Linked DNA regions of Mus musculus: region 2 is linked to region 1. The links are chromatin contacts, found by POLR2A ChIA-PET in ENCODE. All regions are on one chromosome and are shown on one strand. Each heading gives the region's core, a stretch centred on a gene start or an enhancer-like site at or near the end of the contact. The rest is flanking DNA. Distances are from core to core; before and after follow the strand shown. Region 1 holds the start of Cep41 (centrosomal protein 41). Region 2 holds the start of Tmem209 (transmembrane protein 209).

Region 1 (7,962 bases), core at 3,313-5,812:
AAGGATCCCAGGACTGGATTAGACTGGGCGGAACTATTTCCTTAACATCTGGACATGTATGTCATTTAGGAATTAAGAACAAATGAAGCCAAGGAATGGAGCCAAGGCCCGTATCCAAAATGGAACATCATGAGACAGGTCTGGCGGAGTGGGGAGTTTGGACTTTAATCAAGAAATAGACTTGACACCCAAGGGAGGCACAGAGAACAGTTGGATGGAGGATGCAGCACTGAACAAGAAAGAGGTTCAGAGTGAAGGAAGCATACGAAAGGACCAAGCTGCTGGGTAGCAAAACGCCCACTTAGCTCCAGAGAGAGGAGTCAGGGGACTGAGTGGGCCCAGAGATACCTAAATACAAACTACCTGTCTGTCACCCATGCTGACCTTACCTGAGGCTCCCTCCCCTCAAACTCAATAGAGACTAAAAGCTCCTGGGAGCCCATACAGGGTTAAAAAGGAGACATCAAACAAATGGAAGTTCATAAGAGTACTTCTAACTTCGGAGAAAAATAAGATTAATCAGCGGGAGTAGGAACTTCTAAAGAAAAGAATCAGAACTTCTTCTCTTACAAACAAAGCTTAAAGCTCTCAGCAATCATCACTGATTGCAAGGGTCTTGCTCAAGTGCCTGGAGAGTCTGTTACTGCCAAGAACTGCTGCACTTCACATAGGGGAATTACTCAGAATTCCGCTCTGGTCTAAATCAGCCGAGACAAAAGCCATAGACAGCTTTCAGGATGCAGCCAGCAGCGTGAGGGAGCTTTGTTTCTTAGGGGAAGAATAGGATTTTTAAAGTATGGAATGAGTTCATGATCACTAAAGAAAATCTGTGAAACTCACAAAATGTCAACCAAATAAAACAAATATCTATATTTTGTAATCCAGACATAGCCTTTATCTCTTTTCATTTTTTTCCCTAAAGATACCTATATTTTTTTTTTCTCCATACATTTCAAGATCATATTAAGTAAGAAGTTTCTCAGCATTCTTTTCATTTGCTGGGTCAGGAGTAGCTCCCTCTTGACCTGATTATTCCTTAAATTATATGTGTTCACAGTTCAGTAAATTACCTTTTATGAATATGACAGTATATAGTTTAACAATTTTCTTTACTTGATGACCGATTAGGCTGGTTCTAAATTTTCAGTGTTATAAGTAAGAGTCCAGTTAACATCTACGAATGCCACTACCAAAAATTATTCTGATTATTTCCTTTTGTAAAATTCTTAGGATATTAAGATTTAAGGATTTCTTTTGTAGTTCTTATTGAATTACTCAACAGGTCACACTTCTTTATATGCACATTAGCAGTATCCAAAGGTGTTTATTTCATGAACTACTGGGCACTATATGGTTAACTTTTTTTAAAAGTATCTTGTCGGTCAGTTGAAAAATGAGACAGCTCTTTGCCTTGTTAGACACACCAATGTTTACTGAATGTTATCGTCCATGGATTATCATTTGATAGCACTTAGCTATTTTTCATAGTGAGAGTAAACACCTTCCTTTAATGTTGATCCAGTTTTGACACCGTAGGATCTGAAAGGAATCTTGATGCTAAAAGCCTTTTGGTTTGTAGCTTGACACCACCAAGGAGTCCATGGAGGCCTGCGATGGAAGCGAGGTGTGGCTCTTTCTGGGCAGAGGCTCTTCAAGAACCTTTGGGCTCTTCTCCATCAGAATCCAGGGGATGGAGAAGAACCATGTGTTTAAATTGCTCCATCCCAGTAACAAGGTAGCCTTAGACTGAAGAATACACACTTCCATAATCTTGCTATATGCCATGTATGCTGCCCTAATTTGATAAACACAATGACCATGAAGGCCAATAAACTTTATATTTCCATACCCCCTGGAACAAGAGTTTAAAAACAGTCTTACAATATGCTGGACATTACATTTTCTGTTCTTGGAAATTGGATTGTTGGTCTGTACCCTTATGAATGCGTTATCACCCACCCATTTGCTTGATTTCCAAGTTGAAAGCTTTATAGCTGCCCTTGCCATAGCCCAGGTTCTCATCTTGCTTACCCCACTTCATGGACCTCTATCGCTTCACCTATAGCCTTCAAGTTTCTCCTTTCTTCCTTTCCTCCAACCTCTGGGCTTTGGCCCCTTCTTATTCCTTTTCTCCCTCATTTAGTCTCTGAGTATGCTTGCGTGTGTACATGCATGGAAGTCACAGGACAACTTGCAAGTAGTTGGTCCTCCCCTCCCCTTCCACCATGTAGGTTCCAGGGATTGACCTCAGGTCACTCACTTTGGCAGCCAGGACCTTGACAACAAAGCCATCCCACATGTCCGTTTCCAAATTTTCTACCCATAATCCCTATGGTCACTTTGAAGTGGAAATGTAAGGGTTCTCTGAGAAGTCATTTGGATGGTGTTTTGCTATGACAAACACGTGAAGGAAAGTTTCGTTAAAGTGGACACAGGTGGGAAAGGCTAAGGCCGATTCATGAGGGAACTGTGTCTAAAGCAGACACAGGAGAGAGGATGTTCTAAAGCAAGTGCATAAAAGGACAGGTGATGAAGGATTCTTTGCTAACAACACGCATGTATCGGTCTGCTTTACATTGTGTTGTTGAGCTACATTGTATTGTTGATCTGCATTTGTTCGGACACAGTAGAGAAAAATGCACCAAAAAAAACCCTTCTGGTGGTGTGCTGCAGTTTGTTGCGGCTTCCAAGGACTGGGGCTGACTGGATGCCTGTGCTTTAGGCAAGCGTCCTGCTGAGGTAAGACGTGTGCTGAGGCAAGGCACGTGGAGGACACTTGATGTGTGAAAGGCATAAATGGGACTCCAAGGAATGACGGAGACAGAGCCCGGCTTGCTCATACAGTTAGCTGTGCAACACTGGTGGGTCTCGGTGGTCTTTGCTGGCCTTCACTTTCCTGAGAGAGGCACAACAGAGAACTTCTCCTTGGGTTCCCGATGGTCCCTCCTGCTGACTCAAGTTGAGGCTGGGGCCAGGCTGTCTCTGCTAGGTCTTGTCACCACTGTTGCTAAGCCAACTTTACCGAACTGGACCCCTGGTGTATCCGTGAGGTATTTGCAACTAGATCAAGCTGCCGCTGCCTGCTAACCTGTGAATTGAACTGCCGATTTCCAGACAACACTGAGTTGCTCCAAAGAACCTTTCTAAACAGGTCCATTTCCCACATATCCTTTCTTTTCTACTACCTCTGGTGGGGTGGTGGGCTACAAGGAAGGTTAAAGCATTTAAGAACCATCGTTAATAATAGGATTTGAAAAAAAAATTAAAGCTAGAGTTACTCCAACTCCAAGCTGCACAGGGGTTCGCTATGCAAAGATGTGATAAATACACCCTATCTACTCCCTTCTAACCTTTGCAGCCCCCAATCCTTCATTCTAATAGAATGATGAGTGGGAATTTTAGAAGGGTTAAAGACTAGACATGGTAAAGGGATTTAAGATAAACCTTGGTAGGTATTAAACACTAAACACAGTACAAGGGGCAGTTAGGACAATAGTCCAAGATCCTGGAGGTCCAGTCTGAATGACTTGATCCAAGATACGGCCCTAAGAGCAGGTTCCTGAAGTTGCTATGAGGCACGACAGGGTATGAGAGACCACGTTGTTGACTAGGTCATCTGCGTAGACCCTGCCATAGTTCACATGGATGTTGTTATTAACACAGAGCTAGCCAGTATGAACAAACCAATGGAACCTTTCTCTATTCCTGGAAAAAAAAACGACTTAGAGCACAGGACAAAGGGTTACTGTGCTGTTTCTTCCCTGTAAAATGAAATAGTAATTTTGATGGATTTGGTGGGACATTTAGGAGCCAAGTCAAACTGTGTGGGTAATTGTTTTGTAAAGGTGCTAGGACTTAATTTTCAGATCTGGAATGAGAACAGGTGGTGGTTGGTGGCAGGAGTTACAATGGTTTCCATGACAACGGGATCGGATTTTAGTCATCTTTCCCATCCTCCACAAAACATACTGCCGCTTTCTTCATAAGGTGCTTATTAAATACTTGTTAAATGAATGATGAACCACTGAACGGTGTGTGCTCTTTGCAATTAAGGTTGCTGTTCTTTCGCTAGACTAAAAGCTTTTAGAGCAACAATAATTACTGTGTTTACTTATGATATTTTGCATAATTTGCATAATAACTTAAGACCTGAACATAATAAACTATGCACTCTCGTTCCAGTTGAACATCCCTGGCCCAAATCATGTCCTTTGCCGTGGAAGAAGTAGCCCCGATGTTTGGTTAGAAAGACTTTACAAAGGGTTGGGGGGACCTGTGGTGAATTTGTGTTCTCTCTCCAGCCTGAGGCCAGACCCTCCCCCCCCCCCCCTTCTCAGGTCTGCGCAGGCGCCGGAGCCCCTCCCCCTTCCTTCCCGCGCTCAGGCAGGAGCTGGGCGCCAGGATCCAAGCTGCGCTAGCGGGCGTCCCGCGTTGCCCTTGGCAACCATTGAGCAGCTTTTTTTGCTCTCCCCGCCCGGGCCGAAGCAGTAAACGGAGCTTCTATTGGCTGGCCTGGGCAGCCGAGCCAATCGGAAGAGAGGTTACAGGGAGGCGGCTGAGTGGGGGCTGGAGGGGGGTAGGAAGCTAGATTAGTAGCCAGACGTGAGGCTAGAACCCCGAGCGTGGTCGGTTGGAGCAAATATGTCTGCCCGGAGGCACATTGGGAATCCTGAGGTGAGGGCCAGGTCCGGACCCGAGAGCCGGAGGGGGCGGGCGCACCGGAAAAGGCGCCACGTGGGCAGGGACGAACAGCCGGCCACTTCCGCCGCCCGGAAGGCGGGAAGTGGCCAGCGTGAGGAGGGGGCCGAGCGCAGGGCCTGGGGCGGGGCAGGCCGAGGCTCCACGTCAGTGGCACCCGCCGGTGCCGGGCGTGCTCGCCCCACAAAGACCCACCGGACACCGACGTTCGAGGCTTGGAGGAGCCAAGTACATAAAGACACAGCCCCTGCCCTCAAAGAGTTTACAGTCTAGGAGTGACACCTGCAAACAAAGTAAAAATCAAAGACCCCCAAAACATGGAAGGAGGTGAAGGGGCCCATCACTTCTGAGTTGGGGTACCCCAGGCCAAGCCGCCCTTGCAAAGGGAGCAAAATAGGGCCCTTTGTTCTCCTTTACCCTCAGTGCCCTTGTGCATTTGTAGCAGTTTAATGTCACCCAGTGTTATTTGACCCTTACCAAACAAGTAACCAGACCTACAAAGAGAACGACAGAGTCTCTACAGTAGAGTTCAGTCTAGTGATGGAAATTGGTGAGCTTCGGGAGAGAGATGGAGGAGGAAAGACAGCACTCAAGCTGAGAGAAGGAGGGGCGTTCTTGAGCTGAAAAGGCCCCAACCCATCAAGGCCACTCGTGAGTCAGGTGAAGAGCTTGCTAGAACAGCCTGTGTAAAGCCAAGGAGAGCTTCAACTCCGACCAAGTCCCAGTAGGAGTCTACAGAACAAAAGGCAATTTGAGAGGGGCCTTCTGCACCTTCATAGCAAACACCAGTTGTAGGTCTTGGATTTCTTGTTGAATGCCTGGTGTCGGAAACTGTGGCATGTGTATTGGAGTGCCATGATAGTAATGTCTGTTATTTTGGTGGGGTTTTTTGTTTGTTTGGTTGTTTTTTGTTGTTGTTGTTTGGTTGGTTGGTTGTCTCTGAGACAGTCTCACTATGTAGCTCCAGCTGTCCTGGAACTCACTATGTGGACTAGGCTGGCCTCAAACTTAAAGAGATCCACCTGCCTCTGCCTCATAGATACTGGAATTTAAAGGCATGTGCCGCCACTACTAAACCTTGATAGTGATGTGTAAATATTACACAGTGTCACTTACATTTGGAGTCTAAAGTCCAACTCAGTGAAGTAGAAATTAGAATAATGGTCACCAGAAGTTAGGGATATAGCGTCTGGGACAAAGAGATGCTGGTCGCAGGGTAGAAAGTTTGTTAGGAGAACTAAACTTTTGAGATGGCACAGGAGATGACACAGCAGGGTGACTAAAATATAAATTTAATGTACATCTCAGATTAGCCAAGAGAACATTCCAAACCTCTCCTCACAACAAGGGAGGTAATGACGATATTTACTAACTTAATAATTGCACAGTGTGTGCATGTCAACCTTTTTTTCCTAGAAATAAATTATGTTTTGTCAACTAAAATAATATCAATATTAGATGCCTGTGATGGGGTGGGCTGGGTAGTTCAAGATTGGGAATACCATTATCCTGCCTACTGGTCAGCACGCAAGAAGCTTCTAAGGAGTTTTAGTCATGTGCTCAGACTTGCATTTTAGGCACCATCATAGCCACACTGTGGTGGATGGAGTTGGACAGGCTGTGTCGAGGAGCGGAGACATTGATGAGGTGGTTATGTTGCCATATGTCTGAACTGATGCTAGGAAGTCGGGGCAGAATGAAAGAGAACTATTAGGTGTAAAACCCACCATCAAGCATGATCGCCCTTGAGAGAGGGCATCAAGGCAGATGACTTCCATCCCCAGCTGGGACCATTCATGGGCTCTCCTGAAGGAAGCCGGAAATATAGGACAAAGAGTCCGTCAGAAGAGGAAGGATGTAAACACTTGCTGTCTTTACTGCCTTCTTTGAGTGGAGGGCCACTTCCAGGAATTCTTGAGAAAGAATGCATATGTGTTTTTGTACCCAAAATATCCTATCTAAAACTGTCTCCATTCTACATTCTTATTCTTCTTTTTTTTCCCCTGAGTGTGTGGCTGAAGATAGATTTCATGGTTGGAAAACAACATCTTGAAAACATTGTGCTGTGACCCAGCAGCCAGTGTGTCTGTAGAAAAATCCAAAGCCATCCTGTTGCTTTGTGACTTGTTGTTCCTTTCAGGAAGCTTCATTTTGTTCCCTGTGTTAGAACATTTCACAAAGGATTCCTTGTTATGGCCTGTTCTCATTCACTTTGATAAACACCAGAACCTTATATCTTTCTAGTCTGTAAATTTTTTCTTGAGTTATTTTACAGTTGACTTCATTTCCTCCACCCTCTTTCTCGGGTTCAGCATTTTGATATTATACCCATATAAACTGGTTCTGATTTTTTTCCACTTCTATCTCCTATTTTTGTCTTTCTGCTTTAAGAAATTTAAGTTTATGTTGGGTGATGGTGGCTTACACCTTTTATCGCAGCCTGATCTAGAGTGAGTTCCAGGACAGCCAAGGCCCTGCCTTGAAAAACAGGGAGGGAGAGAAGGAGGGAGCACACACTGTATTTTCTAATTCTTGTATTGATTGTAGTTTCTGCTGTGTTTGTGTGTGTGTGAGAGAGAGAGAGCCTATATGTGTGTGTGAGTATATGTATATATGTGTGAGGGTACATGTGCAGAATCCATGTATATAGGTATTTGTGTAAGTGTATGTATGTATATGTGTGTGAGTTTTATGTGTGTGGGTATATGTGCAGGATCCACATATATGGGTATTTGTGTATATGTAGGTCAGCAACCTTGGGTACTCCCCGCAGATGCTGTTGACCCTGGGTTGTGTTTGTTTGCTTGTTTGTTTTTGAGACAGAGTTTCTCACTAGCTTGGAATTCAGTCGGGCTAGGCTGGCTGACCATACGTCTCAGAACCATCTATCTCTGTCTTTTTAGCACTGGGATATCACCCCAGCCTTTTCACATGAGTTCTGGGAACCGAGGTTAGATCCTCATGCTTGCCCAGCCATCATTCTTCTGAGATGTCTCCCAGACCCCCATCATTTTCATTTTTAAGAGCTATTTTTTCCCTCTGATGTTCCTTTTTTAAAGGCGTTATTTTTATAGATTTGCAGAAAGGTGTTAAAATAGTACATAGGTCTCTTGTTCCCTTTAGTCAGCTTTCCACAGTGTAGTACACCATCAGAACTAGAGTATTAAAGCTTGTACAACTTGTGTATAGTTGTAGGCTATCTCACCACCTGTGTGCATATGCACAGAGCTACTGTTACTTCATTACCACAATAGCTCCCTCATG
Region 2 (7,962 bases), core at 3,291-5,790, 180 kb after region 1:
ATGCTTTGAAGTAAACAAATAGTACAGCAGGAAATCTGGATCCATTTCCTCCTGTCACTCTGTCACTAGCCACTTGTGTGACATTGGACAAGTCACTTAAATTCCTTGGGCCTTAACAACAACAGCAGCAGCAACCCTTGCCTACAGACAGAAGGCTGGACCCCAAGCTCCCCTACGGTCCTTCACATAGCTCTCTGACTCCAGACTGCTGATGTGAACAAGGGAACTGAAGACCAGCTGAAGAGCTAGACCTCTTAAACAGTCTTCAGGATGAAATTCCAGTGATCAATTTCAATTTTTTGTTAATTTTCTAAAGTAGCTTTTCTTGCCAGGCCAAATTCAATATACTTAGCTAGGGAGTCTAAAACACATATAAGCTATCACTATTCTAATTCTCCTTCTGGCAGAGTATTTACCTTAAGAAGCATTTAGACTTCAGATAAAACTTCTTGGCCAGGAGGTAGTAGGGGAAAGAGACTTTTTTTTATTATTAAAATGGAATCTACCTGGCACTGAAATAACAAACCTTCTCTTTTCCTCCATCCAGAGCTGATGGAACACTCAATCTTGCTGACCACTGGCAGCGGTGGGCTCTGGCTGTAATGCTAAATGGTGGGAGTAGCTTGATTAATCACCAGCCCAGTATTAATGGCCAGAAAAGATTCTGCGTCAGCAATTTGTAAGAGGTCAGTTGCTCATCATATGTTGAGGGCCACAGCCTTGATGATAAAGTGGACTATGACATCCCTAAGCTTCTAGCATTTTCTTTTGCTGATCTGTGACTTTAGCTCTGTTTAGTTTAGTTCTGTACCTTAATTTTATACAGAAGTTGTATTGCTGCATTCTAACTACTCCCCAAATCCTACCTGTGCTCTACCAATAACATTTACACCTTTGATTATAGAATAACATGGTTAGAAGAGGGATTTGAAAATTAGTAGTCAGTAGAGAGATTTATCTCAGCATTATACAGCAGATGAACAGAATGCAGACAATCTAAAACTTCAACTGCAAAATTTTATATTATAGTACAAGACAGAAAAATTATAGAATAGAAAGTGCTGTAGAGGGATGGAGAGATGGCTCAGTGGTTAAGAGCACTGACTGCTCTTCCAGAGGTCCTGAGTTCAATTTTCAGCAACCACATGGTGGCTCACAACCATCTGTAATGATATCTGATGCTTTCTTCTGAGGTGTCTGAAGACAGCTATAGTATACTTACATAAATAAATAAATAAATAAATAAATAAATCTTTTTTTTAAAAAAAAGAAGTGCTGTAGAGTGACTATAGCATGCGGAAGCGTTCACAAAATATCTAAGTTTAAACGTCAAGATATGAAAATACATACAATAGAAGCTAGACCAAACAAAGACAAAGGCAGACTACTGAGAAAAAGCAGGGAAAGAGTCACAAACTTCACAGTGTTTATCTCTACAGGAGTAGAGTGGTTTTCCTGTTCTTTATCCCTTTCAACAGCTTTAGATTCTCTAGCATGGGATTGCGCCATATTTGTTTGTGTTGTTTTTCAAGACAGAGTTTCTCAGTGTAGCCCTGACTGTCCTAGAACTCACTCTGTAGACCAGGCTGGACCAAACTCCCAGAGACCAGCCTGCCTCTGCCTCACCAGTGCTCACATCAAAGGCGTGGGCCACCAACATGCCTAAGGACTATCTCACTTATTAAACAAAATAAAAACCTTAAAATACATCAAACTACAGACAATGCAGTTAATGAAAGACCCCATAGAGATGTGATTTAGACCGAAAAGGATTCCCTACCCAGACGGAAGCGCGAGAGAAGAACATGAGGATCAGTATGATGATGAAGTACCAAAGCAGGAAACTTCCTATTGTCCCGCAAGAGTCATCCTTCCGGCACTCGGCATCCTGACTGGGCATGGTGAAACCGAGAGGTATGGGAGGGGGATCCACCTCCCAAAATAAAGACAAAAGGTGTCCCATGATAGCTTCTTGCTTAGAAAATAAACATGCTCAAAGGGATGAAGGTGACCGGGAACGATTTCCCTCCGTGACCTAGGACAACTTCCCTGGCAACCAATTATGACATAGACTTAAGCTACTGTTGCAGGTACTGATACATGTTCTTAGATGCCTTAGATGGGCAGATCTATCTAGAGGACCTCTAAGAGAGTTGATGGTATTTCTCAATATACTTCCTTCTGCGACCGAGGTTGAAATGTCCTTATCCTTTACTGCCATCTCTTTAAGTGTTCAAGGTCTTGGTTTTCACCAGTCTCTCTCTCTTTTTCAATGTGTACCACACCATTGTAAATTAACACACACAGTTCTAGTGCCTTCCAGACCACACTGAGTGTTCCCTAAACTTTAATGTTGACACCTTCAGTCCCATCTTGTATTTGGAGATAAGGCCAGAAAAGAGTATTGAAGAGAGAGAGCAGTAGGTAAAGGCGTATGATGCCAAGGCATGCGGCCTGCATTCGATCCTTGGGGCCCACGAGGTGGAAGCAGAATATTGACTCCACACCCTCAGTATGGCACATGTGCACTCACATGTAGGCACAACCACACACAAAATAAATGTCTCTTTAGAAAATTCCTCAAGAGCTCAAAGATGGTTCAATCAGGCCATGAGGATGGAGCCTTAATCTTACTGTAGTCTCAAGGAAGATGAAAGGACACCAAGAATTCACCAACCCAGGGGAAAGGCCACCAGAGAGAATAAGATGAAGCCACATAGACAAGCCAACACCACCTGTCTCAGAAGAAACCAGCCCTCCTCACATTCTGGTCTTAGATTCCATCTTCCCAAACCCTGTGTGGGAACAAAGTCTGGTGTTTTGGGGTTTTTTTTAAAGTACTGCCTAACTTTTTCTTTTGAAGGAGGCACTGGTGTTCTGGGATATTTGGTTATGATAACTCTAATAATACATAATGGTAACTATCAACTTCAGTGTGGCAAGTGTTTTTTAAGCCCCGGAAGAAATACACATTAGTTTATGGGTTACATTAAGAGAAAGAGATAGAGCCGGGCGTGGTAGCGCACGCCTTTGATCCCAGCACTCGGGAGGCAGAGGCAGGAGGATTTCTGTGTTCGAGGCCAACCTGGTCTAAAAGTGAGTTCCAGGACAGCCTGGGCTATACAGAGAAACTCTGCCTCGAAAAAAAACAAAAAAAGAGCAAGAGATAGAGAGGGAGGGAGCGGGAGAGAGAGGGAGAGGGAGAGGGAGGGAGAGACAGAAAGACAGAGAGACAGAGAGACAGAGAGAAACCACACCAAGGGCTGGTGAGATGGCTCAGCAAGTAGGAGCACTGACTACTCTTCTGAGGGTCCTAAGTTCAAATCCCAGCAACTGCATGGTGGCTCACAACCACCTATACTGAGATCCGACGTCCTCTCCTGGTGTGTCAGAAGACAGCTACATTGTACTTATGTACAATAATAAATAAATCTTTGGGCCTTTTTAGATAGACTTACATGTGGAGAAATGAGCTGTCATTTTGGATTTGACTGTATACTGACAGAATTGAACCTGTTCTCTTGGAACAATTGTCAAGTTAGTTCATCTCCAAATCTATGTCCAGATCCAAACATTGTACTAAGACAATATAAACATGATTTTAAAAAAAACCTAAAAACCTATTAGCTCTTTAAGAGCATACACTATGCACTACCACAATGAAACTTCATTTTCTTCTGTTTAATCTTGATATTTAGTTACTATCTTGAGACAATGTCATTATGGCTAGCTTTGGAACTCCAGAGGCACTTGCCCCCGCCTCTCGATTGCTGGGATTAAAGGCATGTATGTACCAAGGCCTGGCTGGCACACTTCTCCAGGCACTGGCTACGCTGGCCACTAGTTGGGCCAGTGCTGCCACTCCCAAGAAAGCTCTTCCAGAGTTGGACTTGCTTCCCTGTCCTCACCTGCAGGACACAGGCAAAGCTCTTTAGAACAATAGCCAGGAAGCCAAGCCCCCATCCCTGCCTCGTACTCCACACATGGCGTATTGTCAGAACTTGCACTAGCTACTAAGGAAAACCACTCACCTCCCTGGTGACTCTTTTCTCAGTTCTTTCAAAGAACATTCAGGGCAAAGGTGGGGTTTTGTTTGTTTGTTTGTTTTTAACCCCAAAACCACCACTAACTTCAATAGAACGTTCCAGTTTTTCTTCCTAATGCTGCATCCTCATAAGGTGGATATTTGAGAATTTACATTGGGTCAAACCAATTGAGGGAGAAAACACTTCAAAAGAGGAAAAATGCTTTGTCATTGCTGAGTGTGTCTAACACATCAGGCATGCTTGTATCCTACCAATTAGCCGTAGGGGGCCCTAGATAAAGCTACAATTAGTAATATCCAAACTTCAGCTTGCTACAATCATTACTTTTTACTAAGTGTTCAGAATCTGGTCTGAATTTTGCAGCTCAGCCTTTTCCTGCAGCTAAGTAGGAGGCACAAATCCGAGGGCGTTCCCCTGGCAACGATCGCGGCTCGGGTCCTTCTGCCCCACCCCTCTCCCTCTCGCGAGAAGAGAGGGCCCGGTTCTTCCGGTAACTGTAGCCCGGCTTGCCCGCCGCCGCCGCCTTAGTCTTGCCTCTGCGCATGTGCAGTAGGGAGTGGCGCGAGTCCACGGCTTCCTGCTGAAGAACATGGTGCGTTTGGGGGGGTTGTCTTGTGCTTCCTGGACATGGAGTCCGTGCTGTTCCCTCAGAGTTCCAAACCTAAAGTTGTGCCTGAGGTTCAGCCAGGGGATGATGTAGCTAGGAATCTTGCCACTTGTAGTGCAAGGGAAGAAAGACACATGAAGGATAATTATAAAGCTCGTACTGAGGTAGCCAGGGAGGGAAGCTCTCCGAGGAGAGTTTTGGCGCGGGGCAGGAAGGCGGGAAGGATGCTAATGTGCTCTAGAATATGACTCCCGGGAGCTGCCCTCTCAGTGATTGCAGAGCTGAGCCTAGCGAGACAAAGGAGATGACAGTTTTAGTAACCCAAACTGAACGCACGTGTTCCCGTTCCCGTCTCTCTCTTGACTCTTCACGTGAATAGTACCCGTCCACCCCGTGAGAAAAGCTTTACAATTTCATCACCAAAAGGAGATGCTAAGCCTGTATCACTCCATGGTCAAGGTTAGGGTCTGACACAGTAATGACAAAAGTTGATATCTGGTGTCTCTTCATCTAGATGTAGTAACTCGAAGCAGAGACAAAAGAACTCTTTGCGAACTTAATAACAAACCATTACATTATGTAGCAAAACATTTTAATTTATTGGAACCATTAGCTTCTCTGAAATAACCAGCAAGTTCCCTGCTGATTTTTCTGTGGTACCTAAGAAGATATTTCAGGGTTGTGTATACTAATATTAAAGTTTCATATACTAATATTAAAGGGGAAAGTTGGGGAGAAATTTTAAAGAAGAGAAAAGTTGGGGGGGGGAGCAGTTACTTTACAACAGACATTTTTGATTTCTTAAGAGTAGTTTCTTTTCATTTCAGGCTGTTTTGTTTTTTTGTTTTTTGTTTTGCCTTTGAATAGATGCAAGGAGACGTAAGCCCCAATCCTTCCCTTATTGACAGAACCATCAAGATGAGAAAAGAAACAGAAACTAGGAAAGTGGTTTTAGCTTGGGGACTCCTAAATGTATCCATGGCTGGAATGATATATACTGAAATGTAAGTTAATCAGCCCATAAGTGAAAATTTTAACTATTGTTGGCTGGCACTGTGGCTTTTTATATTTGTTTTGGTTTTAAGTGTTTGGTTGGTTTGTGGTGGGCGTGTTATTTATTTATTTAAATAACTGGAAAGCCTTTCTAATCTTTTCAGGACTGGAAAGTTAATCAGTACATATTATAATGTGACATACTGGCCCCTCTGGTATATCGGTAAGTAATTTCCACTATAATTTAGATTTACTACATATGAAAACTTGCTTGTAAATTTAATTCAGCTTAGTATTCATTCTTTTATTCAGACAAATGAGTTCTTACTCAGTTTCCCAAAGTCATGAGTCTAGTGAAGGAACGAGGTAACCCCTTTTATGGAAAGAACATTCTAGTAGGAGGCTGAGTCAGAAGGATTACTTCAAGTCTGAGGCCAGCCTGGGATAAATTGCAGAACCCTGTCTCAAAAACAAACAACAACAAAAACACACCAAAATAGAAGCCAGGTATGGCAGAATATCTAGTCCCGGTACTTGGGAGGGAGAAGGAATCAGACATGGAGGCCAGCCTGGCACCTGAGACCACCTCTCTAAGGTCAAAGCTATAAACAATACCGAGTTGGGAAGTTAGGAGTCCTACCACGAAAAATAAAGCATGGGAGGGGGGTAAGGTTCACCTTTGCCACACCTGAAAACCCTCTGCTTCAGGATTACATCAGAGTCATCCTTGGGATATAAAGAGCCCTGGAGAGCCTGGAAGTGGTAGCACACACCTTTAATCACAGCGTTCAGGAGGCAGAGGCAGATAGATCTCTGAGTTTAAAGTCAGCCTGGTCTATACAGAGAAAGCCTGTCTTGGGGTGAAGGGGTTTCTATCATCCAGGAATAGAGAGATGACTCAGAGGTTAAGAGCACTATGACTTTTGCACAGTACCAGGTTTGGTTCCTGGTACCCCCAAGGTGACTCAATCAACTCCAGTTCTAGGAGGTCCAATACATGTCATCAAAACACTCATACACATAAAAATAACTTTGAGTTTGTTTCTAGTCTTATTAGAGTGGGTGTGGCAGATGGAAAAGGAAGGGAGTTGGGATCTTTAGGTGTAAGAATCATGGCTCGCTAGTAAGCTAGGGGCTCTCTAACACTCACTTGGTGACTAAAATGAAAGTAAGAATTGTGTTGTGCAGTTATAAGAATTAGTAATAGTTGAAAACTCACCAGTAAATCCTCTGCATCTGCCACTCTAATTAAGTGGTATCTGGTTTGAGGAAGAAGAAAATAGTTTTTAATTTTTGATGTTAATTTGCTAAACTACGAAGCAATTTTTATTCCCCAACCAAAATGAAACTGGGACCATTTTGCTTTTAAAATAATAAATTGGGGACTGGTGAGATGGCTCAGTGAGTAAGAGCACCGACTGCTCTTCTGAAGGTCCTGAGTTCAGATCCCAGCAACCACATGGTGGCTCATAACCATCTGTAACAAGATCTGACACCCTCTTCTGGAGTGTCTGGGGACAGCTACAGTGTACTTACATATAATAAATAAATAAATCTATTATAATAATAATAATAATAAATTGGAGCTGGAGAGGTGACTTACCCATTATGGCACTTGGTACCGGACATTGTGACCTGAGTTTGATCCCCAAAACTGACATGGTGAAAAAAGAGAACCAACAAGTTGTCCTCTGACCTCCACATGCCCCCAAATAAGTGAGGAGAATATCTTAATAATAAAGTTACCGGTTTCTTCTAGAACTCGCACTTGCATCGCTCTTCAGTCTTAATGCCTTGTTTGATTTTTGGAGATACTTCAAATATACCGTAGCACCAACAAGTCTGGTAGTTAGCCCCGGACAGCAAGCACTGTTAGGGTTGAAACAGGCTGGTAAGTATTGTGGGGGAGGGGAGCTGGGGGGAGCAGGGGGTAGTCCTTTATCTATTTTCCCTTTTTATAGACTGAGCTAGAAGGCCATCTATTACATAAAGCCAGTTTATAGGAAATTCTGATACAATTATCATTGTTATTTCTGTGAATTGAGTGGAACATCAAATAACATTGTGCAAATATATTTTACTCTTTTAAACATTGTAGAAGTAGTAAACAGCCAGTTAGTTCTAATTGTATAATAATGCTTCCTGTGATTTTATAGCCAGAACCTGCAGTTTTTTTTCTCCTTGGGAGGCAGGGGGGGATTGAGTTCCTTAATTTTGTTTTTAATTTTATATTTTTAAAACTTGCCTATGTTCTAAATTTTAATTTTTTTATTTATTTGGTGTCTCTTTAGCCTTGGCTGTCCTGGAACTCAATAT

What was found. ChIA-PET counts read pairs that join two places held with the same protein, here RNA polymerase II (POLR2A).
Region 2: POLR2A ChIA-PET joins it to region 1 with 19 read pairs in Patski. The contact joins the promoter of Tmem209 here to the promoter of Cep41 in region 1. POLR2A ChIA-PET finds 5 or more read pairs at or near these places in 3 of 5 experiments (Patski and embryonic stem cell).

The regions. Positions count from the first base shown.
Region 1 is chr6:30,690,349-30,698,310 of GRCm38, reverse strand. Cep41 (centrosomal protein 41) reads left to right here and starts at 4,562. Exons shown (of 11, transcript NM_031998.3): 1 at 4,562-4,674. The coding sequence starts at 4,642.
Region 2 is chr6:30,506,361-30,514,322 of GRCm38, reverse strand. Tmem209 (transmembrane protein 209) reads left to right here and starts at 4,540. Exons shown (of 15, transcript NM_178625.4): 1 at 4,540-4,638; 2 at 5,521-5,657; 3 at 5,811-5,869; 4 at 7,406-7,537. The coding sequence starts at 4,636. Ssmem1 (serine-rich single-pass membrane protein 1) reads right to left here and starts at 2,037. Exons shown (of 3, transcript NM_029373.4): 1 at 1,781-2,037. The coding sequence starts at 1,963.